2 separate regions of the Homo sapiens genome follow, and region 1 is linked to region 2. The links are chromatin contacts, found by Hi-C in ENCODE. All regions are on one chromosome and are shown on one strand. Each heading gives the region's core, a stretch centred on a gene start or an enhancer-like site at or near the end of the contact. The rest is flanking DNA. Distances are from core to core; before and after follow the strand shown. Region 1 holds the start of PWWP2A (PWWP domain containing 2A). Region 2 holds the start of EBF1 (EBF transcription factor 1).

Region 1 (5,983 bases), core at 3,185-5,684, 1.0 Mb before region 2:
CACTTCCAGCTAATTTTTTTTAGTAGAGATGGGGTTTCACTGTGTTGGCCAGGCTGGTCTTGAACTCCTGACCTCAGGTGATCCACCAGCCTCGGCCTCCCAAAGTGCTGGGATTATGGGCATGAGCTACCGCGCCTGGCTTTATTTTTTATTTTTGAGAAAGCATCTCACTCTGTTGCCCAGGCTGAAGTGTAGTGGTAAAATCATGGCTCACTGCAACCTCAATCTCCCGGGCTCAGCCTCCTGAGTAGCTGGGACTACAGGCACACACCATCATGCTTGTCTAATTTTTGTATTTTTTGTAGAGACAGGGTTTTGCCACGTTGCCCAGGCTTGTGTCAAATTCTTGAGCTCAGGTGATCTGCCTGCCTCCGCCTCCCAAAATGCTGGGATTACAGATGTGAGTCACTGAGCCTGGCCAGTTACAGGTTTATTTACTTCAACTGAATTTTAGCCACCATATTATAGTATCTTGCAGAGCTTGAGATGAAAGTATGCTCATGAAAGTGAGGATCTGTTTCAGCAATCAGCTGGTTTCCTTATCCCTGCCATTCATCTATTCATTCAACCATCCATTCATCTATTCAACCGTCTGTTCAGTTCTCCAACTATCCATCCAATCCATCAACCATCCATCCAATCACCTAGTCAGCCACAAATATCATGTGGCCATCCATTAAACAAATATCAAAGGCATCCTCCATACCAATTCCATGCCAGGAGGAGGCTGAATGCAGAGGTGAATAGATTACAAAAGCAAATGTAAAAGCCAGGTTTCTTTTTTTTCTTTGAGTTCGGGTCTCACCGTCTTGCAAGGCTGGAGTGCAGTGGCATGGTCATAGCTTACTACAGCCTCAAACTCCTAGGCTCAAGCAATCCTCCTGCCTTAGTCTCCCAAAATGTTGGGATTACAGGCATGAGCCACTATGGCTGGCCCAGGCTTTCCACTAGATTTGGAGCTCCCTGAGGGCAGAATCCCTTGCTTTTGTATCTGCAGTACAAAACATGATTTGGGTCCTGTTTTCCTTTTCAACCTCATCTACTCAACTTCTTGCTCATTCCTCAACCAGATTGGTCTTCCTTCTGTTTCTGGAACAAGCCAAGCCCTCTTTTGCCTCAGAACTTCAAACAATTGCTGTTCCTTTTCATCCAAATGTTCATCCAGCAATATCAATAGCTGGTTGCCTTTTCCTTTGCATCTTAGTTAAGATGTCCAATCCTCAGAGAGGGCTTTTGTGACAACCTTATCTAGAGGAGACACCCTTCAGCCCCTCTGCCAGCTACTTCTATTCTCTCACCCTGTTTATTTCTCTCATGGTATTGCTTACATCTGTGATCATCTTTTTATTCATTGTATGCTCATTTTACAGTTCCCCAACTAGAAAAATAATCCTCAGGAGGGCAGTTACTAAATCTTTCGTATATATATATATTCACCAGCCTGGGCAACACAGTGAAACCCCTGTGTTGCCCAGGCTGGTCTTGAACTCCTGAACTCAAGTGATATCTTTTGTATTCTTTATTTCATGCCTTCTGCCTGACTAGTCCAGTCACTGAAACACAGTAGTCCTTTAATATTTATTTATTATTTATTAATTTTTTTTGAGACAAAGTCTTGCTCTGTCACCCAGGCTGGAGTGCAGTGACACAATCTTGGCTAACCATAACCTCCGCCTCCTGGGTTCAAGCGATTCTTCTGCCTCAGTCTCCTGAGTAGCTGGGATTACAGGTGCGTGCCACTGCACTCGGCTAATTTTTTGTATTTTTAGTAGAGACAAGGTTTCACCATGTTGGCCAGGCTAGTCTTGAACTCCTGACCTCAGGTAATCCACCCGCCTCAGCCTCCCAAAGTGCTAGGATTACAGGCATGAGCCACCGCGCCCGGCCCCTTTAATATTTATTTGTTGAATGAATGAATAAGTGAATGAATAATATAAGACCAAATCTTTCTAGTATTAGGAGGCTTGAAGAGTAGTGGAAAAGAGACCTTGAAAGGTAAGGTGACAACACAGAGAGGGCTTTGAAAGCCAAGCAGAAGAAGGTACACTCCATGTGAGCATTGGGAGCCAGTAGAAGCTCTTGAGTTACAGAATGAAATGGTGGCTTAGGACAATGACTTGGTATGCCACAATCTATTATGAAGCTGAAATGTAAATTACTCATTGCAGCATCTTGTAATGAATTACTACAAGAGGTAATCAGGTCCCAGGACCCGAACTATATTTTTCTCCCTGTGGGAGATTATACAATGTGAGACCTTAGGGTCTAGGCATTTCATAGACTCTATGTTGTGTTTAATTAGTTGATTATGGTGAACTGTAGACAAAATATTATGGTGAAAACCCTATAAGGCAGAATCTGTATCTGCTTACTGCAAGTATCTAGCCTGAAGGAGATAACTCTTTGATGAATGAATGATTGAGTGAAAGTCATGTACTTGGAAGGACCCAGGTTAGATAGGATCTGCTGCTAGCTAGCTGTATGACCCTTAAGATCTTATTATCTTTTTATTTTTATTTTTTTGATACGGAGTTTCACTCTTGTTGCCCAGAGTGGAGTGCAGTGGGCACATCTCGGCTCACTGCAACCTCCGCCTCCTGAGTTCAAGCAATTCTCTTGCCTCAGGTTTCCAAGTAGCTGGGATTACAGGCATGCGCCACCATGCTCAGCTAATTTTGTATTTTTAGTAGAGATGGGGTTTCACCATGTTGGTCAGGTTGTTCTCAAACTCCTGACCTCAGGTGGTCCGCCTGCCTCGGCCTCCCAAAGTGCTGGGATTACAGGCTTGAGCCACCGCGCTTGGCCCGCTTAGGATGTTTAACATGGCTAAGGCTTGGCTTCCTCATCTGTAAAAAAGGGAGAAGATTTAAGTCACAGGATTTTAAGTGAGAGTTTTGGGAAAATCTCTGGTACAAAATGAACACTAAGTACATTTGTTTCTTTCTGTATTTTTAAATGATATTCTGAAACTTCCCTGATTGGGATCTTCTACTGGCCTTTCCCCACGAGCCACTTGGTTTGAAATAGGCAGAGCATATGGTGATATTTGTTTATTGCTATTTTCAGTCTTTTCCATGTAAAACTGAAATTCTGACTATGCAATTTACCAGCCGAGTAACCTTGGGCACCCTCTTTGTGCCTCAAAATTTTAAGGATTGAGATGATATGCTATAGTGTTTGTATTAGTGCCTGGTACATGGTACTCAAAAGACACTAGCTGTAATTATTCTTCAGGACTTTATTTTTTTTACTTTCATTGCTAGCAGTTTTTCTACCCTCTCTCCTGCAGGCATTCTCCCAGAAAAAAGGCTGACTCTGTGGTGCCATTTGAGAGAAATAGGTTCAGTAGATTCTTCCAGAGATGACAAACGAAAAGACTTGATGTGGAAGTAAGAGAAGTAGGGGCGTCAGGACACTGAAGTGAGAGATCTTTTGTTCTCGTGGCATTGGAGAAGCCAGGAAAGAAAAAGGCTTTAGCAGGGACCAGGTGCGTCCACTTTGCAAGTGGATTTGGAGAGAACAAGCAGTGTTCACATATCAGTCCAGCAATGTCTCAAGACTCCTTCCTGGAACAGTCATCAGTTTAATCCAGTGAGGATGGTGTCTCTCTTCTTTCATGAGCATTTTCCTATTTCTGAAATATTAATAAATAGGTGCTTTGTTCCTAGGAAGTGGAGAGAAGTCAAGGAAAATACTCATCATACTCCTAGAAGTCAAGGAAAATACTCCTCGTACTCCTCATGGCCGCTGGAGCCCGCTGCTATGAGGTTATGGAGAACGTCTTGAACATTCCATTCCCCAGCACCTAGTGCAGTGACTAGCATAGTAGGCACTCAAAAAGTGTCTGTAGGATTGTATTTCAAACTTTAGTTGTCTTTCCCAAAGAAGCCTGTCGTGCCCACACGCGGCCGCAAGAAGTCCGCGCCTAGAAATAACATTTATTCTAAGGATCTCTGCGCAGAGATTCTTGGGAAGCGGTTCCCCTCCCGCATTCCCTTGTTACTCCTCCCCTCGGCCGCCTTTGAAAGAAGTGGCACGCCACATGATTCCATCCTTTCTCCCACCTCCAAAGACCTGGCTGATAATGGGCAGGAGCGTAGGCCAACCATAAAACTTTATTTCCTCTTCCAGCCAATAGCAAGAGGCGATGAGTATATGGCTCCTCTTTTGTGACTTCCCCCGCCCCCTTTGATTCCGCCCCCTATTCCTCCACTCAGATTCCACACTTGACAACACATCTGGCCAATGAGAAGTTCCTACTCTGCGTGGGAAGGATGGACTGACTAGATGATAGACGTCCATCCCTGGCCAATGGAATATCAAAAGTGCGGGAGGGGTGTAGAATGCAACCAATGGCGAGGTGCCAGAAACGAGCATCAGGGAAAGGGCGGGACGAAAGTGTTCGCGGGAGGGAGGGGAAGGCCCAGGGAACCAAGCAGCGCTGTCGCCGCCGCCGCTGCAGCCGGAGTTGGAGGAGGGAGAAGCTAGGAAGAAAATGGCGGCCGTGGCTGCAGAGGCGGCAGCGACTGCAGCGTCCCCCGGGGAGGGGGGCGCCGGCGAGGCCGAGCCGGAGATGGAGCCCATCCCCGGCAGTGAGGCCGGCACTGACCCCCTCCCGGTCACGGCCACTGAAGCGTCTGTGCCGGATGGCGAGACTGACGGGCAGCAATCCGCTCCTCAGGCCGACGAGCCGCCGCTCCCGCCGCCACCGCCGCCGCCGGGGGAGCTCGCCCGCAGCCCAGAGGCGGTGGGGCCGGAGCTGGAGGCTGAGGAGAAACTGTCCGTTCGGGTGGCGGAGTCGGCGGCAGCCGCGCCTCAGGGAGGGCCGGAACTTCCACCTTCTCCTGCATCGCCGCCGGAGCAGCCCCCGGCTCCCGAGGAGCGCGAGGAGCCGCCGCTGCCTCAGCCCGTAGCCCCGGCGCTCGTGCCGCCGGCGGGCGGGGACTCCACGGTGTCGCAACTGATCCCGGGCTCGGAGGTGCGGGTCACGCTGGACCACATCATTGAGGACGCGCTTGTCGTGTCGTTCCGCTTCGGGGAGAAGCTCTTCTCCGGGGTCCTCATGGATCTGTCCAAAAGGTACCGCGCCCGCCCCCAGCACCCTCCGGTCCGCTGGGTCCCCAGGGAGGGAGTGAGCCCGGGCGGCCCCCTCTCCCCGAGCCCTCGCTTCCCCGCTGCCCGGGGCCCCGCCCTCTGGTCCTGCGCGGCGCGTGGCGCGCGCTCCGAGTGGGGCAGGCGCGCGAGACCGGGAGAGGGCGGTCCCGGCCCCAGGTGGGCGCCTGCGGGGCAGGTGTGCCACCAGGTGGGAGGGTGCAGGTGCAGATGGGCTCACAGGTCTCACCCCTCACGCCTGGTCTTCTTCTGCGACTTGGCCTGGAGTCACCGTCACTGGGCGGGTGGGTTAATGCAAGATGCAGATGGATTTTTGCAGAGAACGGAGTGTTGGACGGGGGGACGGGGGGGCGGGGGGCATTGCTTGCGAGGAGGCACTTGTCTGTCCTCTAACGTTTAACTTTAGCGGGATTGGAGAAAGGGGTGTGTACATTGGGGTTCCCAAAAGGTTACCTGTCACTCCTTACAGGGGGAAGAGCATTTGTTAAAATGAACCTTTTAACTGTAATTCTTACGGTTAGAAGTCATTCCCGTTAGGTTAACCATTCAACAGAGAAGCATATTTTGCTAATTTTAATGATAGTTTAAGAAAAGTTTAAAGAAGAGATTGGAGATTTTTAAAAAATCCTTTAATGTCAAGGTGGTGTAGCATAAAAATGTTCAAGTAACTTCTAACACCTGGGATTCAGTTTATGTATTAAGGACAAGAAGGTTGAGTTCATCTACAAATTTGGCTTAACCACATTTTCATTTTTTGATTTAAAATGTTTTTGGGCTCTGCTTTCAACAGGGGAAGAGAACCTGTTCTAAGTCTGGAGTTAACCTTTTTATTCTCTTCTTTTGCAGATATGAAGTGCAGAGACTCCCATTC
Region 2 (5,895 bases), core at 1,302-3,801:
GAGAAGGAGGCCTAGGCCTTTTGCCAGGGCTATATGGGACCCATTGATAGGATGGGTGGGCTTTGCTTCCTCATCTCCTTACCTTCAAGGATCCTCTCTGAGCTGGAGAATATGGCCCAGGCAGGGGGAGGGATTGACTCTGGGGACCCCTTTGGACCTGGAGCATAAGGTTAAGTTTGGAGCTTTAGAAAGTTTTTAGCAGGCCAAGTTTCAATTGTGCATTTAAATACTATAGAGACTGAAAATGTTCACATACCTATCCCCAAAAACCTACAGCCCTTCAAGTCTCTCCACCATTATACTCTTCTTCGACATGAACGCTATGTTAGGAACCCCTGTGAATGCTATGGGGATCCCAAAAGATCAGACCAATCCCTTCAGGGAAGTCCTGGAAGAGATGGCATTAATTATGGTACCAGGGGAAAGTGCTCAGCACACAAGAAGTCTAGATTACATGTGTGAGAGCTGGGCAGGCCTCGTGCACAGGAGATAAAGCAGTGTTTGAGGACAGTGGCCATGCACTGCAGGCCAGGACCACACTCTTTCATCCAGTTTAGGAATCAGGAAGTGGCTCCACTGCTCTGCCAAGAGCACAAAGCATAACTCTTGCCTGTCTCTATTCAACATGGGCATGTGTACTTTTCCATCACTGACCCCATGAGCTTCCTAAATCAAAGGACCAAGGAAGGCCAGCAGAAAGGGGACCTGGATTTCTGGCAGATAATTTCCCCGAAGGAGTCCTTAGCAGATTTGGCTGCAGTCAGGGAGTTCCTTTGAGGGCAATGAAACAGAAGTTCACCATGTGCTTATTAGAGGTTACAACCTGCTAAAAAATGATGGGGTACATTACCCAGAAACTTCTAGCTATTTCCTTTGCCAGCCACAAAGATACATGCTGAAAAGCCTGAGGAGGGAGACAATTTCGTCCTTTTTTCTTTCCCTTTTTCCTTCCATCTCTCCCATTTCCATTCGTTCCTTCTCCTTCTCTCCTTTCTCTCTCCCTCCTTCCTTCCCATTTTCTCTTCCCCTTCTTCCTTTTTTGTCCTTTCTCCCCACCTTCCTTCTCTTCTCCCCCCACCCTTTTCATATGGCAGAGACAGAGTTAGGAAGGATTTGTTCAAGCCCTCCTTTTTAACAGGAAGAATAAAGGAGGATGAGAAAAACCCTACACCAAATAACCAGCTAATCAAGGACGGTTAACATTGCTGTTGCTTTGGTAGTTACTCTAAAAACAAACGAACCAACTACTTGGGGTGGGGAATGAGGGGTTGGCATTTAATTTGAGAAAATTTAAAAACGCATCCTGACACAGCCCCAGTGAGAGCATTCATTCCACCATTCACATATCTCGAGGACTGCCCGAGAGAGGTGAGCGTGTGAGTGAGAACAGTGCCCAACCCTGGCAGCCTCTAGGCTAGCGGCCGAGAGAGAAGCGTTTCAGAGGCCGGGGTGGGAGTAGAGCCTGGTACCCCACTTCCTGGGGACCCACAGCGCCTCATTTGCCGGGGCCCAGCGTCCATTCATCCCTCCCAGCGTGGAGGCCGTGCCCCTCCGAGAGTTACCAGCCCCGACCTCGCGCACCCATATTCCATCCCACCGCCCCCGCCTCAAAGCGAAGAGGTGGGCACCTGGGACGCGCGTCCTGCTTTTTCTGCCCGGGCTCTCCCGTCTCCTCCACTTTTGTCCCCGACGTCCCAGAACGGCGGAGCAGGACGCGGCATCAGCCCTGGGAGGGCGCAGCCTGCGAGCCTCCAGCGCGCTCAGGGCGCGGCGAGGATGCTAAAGGACTGCAATGGCCAGGATGCAGATCCCCAGCTCAAATTCCTGAGGAAGACACCCGCCTCCCTTTCCCTCTGTCCCCTCTCCGTCCTCGCTCGGACCCGCTCCTCCCCAGCCCAGACGTCAGTGCTCAGCGCTCCTTCGCTCGCCACTTTGCGAGGAACTTTGGCCGGCTCCCCTGCGCCACCGGGAGCGGGATGTTAATGAGAGAGCGTGGCCTGGCGCCGCCAGCGAGCCGGCTCCCGGGCCGCGATTGGCTGCGGTGGGCGGAAAGATGACGTTATGCAAATGAAGGGGCGGGGCCTCGATGCGCGGGCCCCGCCTCCTCCCTTTGGGGTTAGTGTGCCTGTGTTTAGCTCTGGGGAAAGTCAAACTGGATTCCATAGGGAAAGCCTGCAAATCACTTCTATTTTAGCAAGGAGAAAACAGAATCTCCATCCAGCAGGGTCCACCCCTCTCTCTTTCTCCCTCTCCTCTCTATCTCTCTTTCCCTCCCCCCCTTTCCTCTCTCCCTCTCTCCCCTTCCCCCCACCCTCTCTGGTGTATCTGTCTACGGCAACCAGCGTCCTCCTCATCTACACGCAAAGGAAAGAAACATCTTTGGTTGGGAGAGAAGGAGGAAAAAAAAAGAGAGAGAGAGGAAAAAACTTGCCTGGTTGTGGAAAATGACACTTGAAGTAGCAAAGCCGGCAGCGCGAGTTGAGTCTATTGTTTCTTAAATTGCCATCAGGGTTTTTTTTTTTTTTTTTTTTTTTTTTTTTTTTTTTTCTTCCTGCTTCTTCAAGTGAAGGGTACCTCTACAAAAGGAAACTCCAGCCCCTCCTGTCCTCCACCGGCCTGTGATCATTACAAAAAAAAAAAAAAAAAAGCAAAAAAAAAAAAAAAGCACCCAAACCAAAAATCAACCAACCAAACAACCCCCAACAGCCAAGCATACATCTCTAATTTTATTATTTTGGTCTTTTCGTTGGATTTTCCCTTTCTTCTTTTTTTCGGGTTATCGCTCAGTTTTGAGCAGAGGTTTACATTTTTTAAAAATTTGCTTTCCAGCCCGCCTTGATCTTCTAAGTGCGAGTTCATCGTCTGAGAAAAAAAAAAATCTCTGGTTGGCGTTTTTGTTTCTTTTCTTTTCTTTCTTTTCTTTCCTTTTTTTTTTTTTTTAATTTTTTTCAAGGGGGAGGAGATTTTCCACAAGAAAAGGTTGTTTTCATGTTTGGGATTCAGGAAAGCATCCAACGGAGTGGAAGCAGCATGAAGGAAGAGCCGCTGGGCAGCGGCATGAACGCGGTGCGGACGTGGATGCAGGGCGCCGGGGTGCTGGACGCCAACACGGCGGCGCAGAGGTGGGTACTGCGCGGGGACCGCGGCCGAGGTGAGCCGCGAGCGGGAGAGCCGGGAGGCGGAGGCGGCAGCGGCAGCGGCAGCTGCTGCCGCGGGGCCGGGCGGCGGGGTGAGTCCGCAGCCGCTGCGCTCCGCTCTCCGCCGGGGCTCCGCGCTCTCCAGCCGCTCTGCCTTCGTCGCCTGCGGCCGGAGGACCTGGAGCTGTCTGCGAGGAGCCCACGCTTTGCCAGCACTTTCCCCTGCCTCGTCTGTGACTGTTTTCATTTTGTTTTAACCCAGAAGAGGCGTCTCAACACAGCATGTTGGAGATCTGTGTTTTATGTTTTTATGTGATTGCTCTTTCTTTTCCGGCCGGCTCTCTTTTCTTCTTTCCCTTCGCTCTTCCTTTCCCTCTTTTCTTTTTTCTTTCTTTCTTTCTCTTCCTTCCTTCCTTTTTCTTTCTTTTTTCTTTTTCTTTCTTTTTTTCTTTCCTCCTTTTCTTTTTCCTTTTTCTTTCTCTTTCCTCTTCCTGCCTTTCTTTTTTCTTTCTTCCTTCTTTCCTTTCTCCCCCCTTTATTTTCTTCTCTTCTCCTTCCTCTTCCTTTCTTCCCCTCTTCCCTCCTTCCATTTCTTTCGTTCTTCGTTCTTTCCTGTCTCTCTTCCTGCCTTCTTTTCTTTCTTCTTTCTTTCATTTCCTTCTCTCATTTCTTTCCCCCACCTTCCCTTAATTTCTCCCTCACTCTTTTCCTTCCTCCCTTCCTCTCTCCATTTTCTTTCTCTTCTTTCTTCAGCTTCCCTCCTTTCTCCTCTTTCTCCTTTCCTTACCTCTCTGGCTTTCCTGTTTTTTCGTCCCATTTCTCCCCTGAGTCTTCTCTTATTTCTGCTATCTCGTTCTCCTTCCCTCCCTCTCTGTCTTTCAGTTTTTTCTTAGTCTACCGGTAGAATAGCAACTCCCAACTTTAATTCTGATATCTCCCAAAAGTCTTCTCCAGCCCCTGTCACCATGGCCCCTTCCAGCCCTTCTCTCACTCGCAGCTCCCTAGACACTAGACTGTGTGGCCTGGAGGCATTGCCCTTGGAGGTTGACCTGAGGGAACTTTCCTGGGCACACCCAAGGCTCTTTCCCAGGCTCCTGGTCCCAAGTGAGAAATGGCCTTTTTCCCCCCATTAAGCCACCAGCTGAGCTTGGGACAGTGGGAGATCTGGTGGCCCCAGGCCCTATCGGACTCAGAGTGCGGAAGGGGAAGAAGGAAGATGACTAATTACATCATCTCCAGCTTCCCTGGGCTGGGGACAAGTGTCCCCAACACTGTTCCCATCCCCACTGAGTATTAGGATGGGGGTGGGTGGTAGTGAGAGTGAATTGGGTAACTGGGCTGGAAGTGAAAGTGTGTGCGCGGGGCGCTCGTGTGTGTTCTTCTATGTGTGTGTGTGTGCCTGTGCGCGCTTGTGTTGGGCAGGTCCGGCTGTCAGTGGCCGCCTGGCGCCCCAGGCGCTCCAGCCTCCCATCGCCGGCCGGCGCACTGAGCCAGCAGCCCTGGCCTTTAGGATTTCTGGAATGAGTGTGAGGATTTCTGCGGAACAGCGAAACTTTGTTAGGACAGGTCTTTAAGAAAACACCCCTCTTCCCTTTTTCACAGCGACCACCCGCGACAGTTCTGAGCCCCGCCCTCGGACCCTTCTCCACATGCTTTTTGGTGGTGGGGGGATGTGGCTTCCCAAGGCCGGGCACTCGCAGTTGGCCAGAGCTTGAGGGGTTCCTGGAGGGTGGCTGCTGCGGCGAGACGCCGAGCATGTTTTCCATCCATTCCCACCTGCCCTGCTAGCTGAGACGTGAGATTCGAGGGGTGCCGGAATATAACTGTGGGTTCTACTCCGCGAAGGTGGGTTCACTTCATCCACCGCCACTTTTCTTCCTCCCCACGCAGTGCGTGTCAGGTAGGAGTAAATGCTTATAGAGTTTCATCTCGCGCGCAAAACCCAAACAAAACTTTCACACCTCTTCAGCGAGTTCTGAGGACGCACCCGTCCTTGGCGGAGAGGACGAGGACATGAGGGGACATGTGTGTCCCGTTGTCAGCTGGGTCTATGTCGCCTGAAGGGGCGTGAAGAGCGCCCACTGGATGTTTTGGGGGAAGAGGAGGTGGGTGTTTGAGGGTTCGAGTGTGTGTACAGGGTGACAAGGGGCGCGGGTCGGCGTCCGGTTTAGCCATCTAACTCTGCGTCTTTGGCCGCAGCGGGGTGGGTCTGGCCCGGGCTCACTTTGAGAAGCAGCCGCCTTCCAATCTGCGGAAATCCAACTTCTTCCACTTCGTCCTGGCCCTCTACGACAGACAGGGCCAGCCCGTGGAGATCGAGAGGACAGCGTTTGTGGGGTTCGTGGAGAAGGAAAAAGTAAGTGGGCGCAGCGCTGTCGCCCCTCGTCCCCGGCTCGGCTCGGGAGCAGGCCCGGGAGCCTTGGGCAGCGCGCCCTTCCTTGAGTGCAAAGCATCCATAACACACTTCTATGTGGGGGTCCCCCAAGCCACTTCCCATCCCAGACGAACCCAGGGTCCTGGTCCACTGGCTCCTTCTCCAGAAAAGTTCGCACGGAGCCCCCAGAGCTAGAGAGAGGCAAGCCTGGCTCTACAATCCACAGCCATGGGCACCCGGAATGAACCCGCCCTCCACTACCAGATTACGCACCGCCTGCCTCTGGTGGCCGGGGCACGAGCCCCTAGGCCCTGGAAAGAGGATAGCCTGTGTGCGCCCGACGGAATTTTCTTTTGGGAGAGAGGGAGCAGTCAGGAACAGGGG

Evidence for each region. A loop is a pair of places that touch in the nucleus more often than their neighbours do. Pooled maps may share reads with other maps.
Region 1: a map of CD8-positive, alpha-beta T cell shows a loop between it and region 2 (2.6-fold over the local background). The contact joins the promoter of PWWP2A here to the promoter of EBF1 in region 2. A Hi-C loop is called at or near these places in 3 of 168 maps with a recorded cell type or tissue (CD8-positive, alpha-beta T cell and naive thymus-derived CD4-positive, alpha-beta T cell) and 7 of 50 pooled maps.

The regions. Positions count from the first base shown.
Region 1 is chr5:160,117,901-160,123,883 of GRCh38, reverse strand. PWWP2A (PWWP domain containing 2A) reads left to right here and starts at 4,434. Exons shown (of 2, transcript NM_001130864.2): 1 at 4,434-5,079. The coding sequence starts at 4,496. RefSeq lists silencers at 4,309-4,358, 4,519-4,618, 4,719-4,898, 5,019-5,438 and an enhancer at 4,383-4,882.
Region 2 is chr5:159,096,572-159,102,466 of GRCh38, reverse strand. EBF1 (EBF transcription factor 1) reads left to right here and starts at 2,551. Exons shown (of 16, transcript NM_024007.5): 1 at 2,551-3,122; 2 at 5,337-5,493. The coding sequence starts at 2,989. It overlaps LINC02202 (long intergenic non-protein coding RNA 2202), which reads right to left and starts at 1,984. Exons shown (of 3, transcript NR_109890.1): 1 at 1,629-1,984. RefSeq lists enhancers at 1,016-1,642, 1,643-2,271, 4,021-4,914, 5,809-5,895 and a silencer at 3,089-3,378.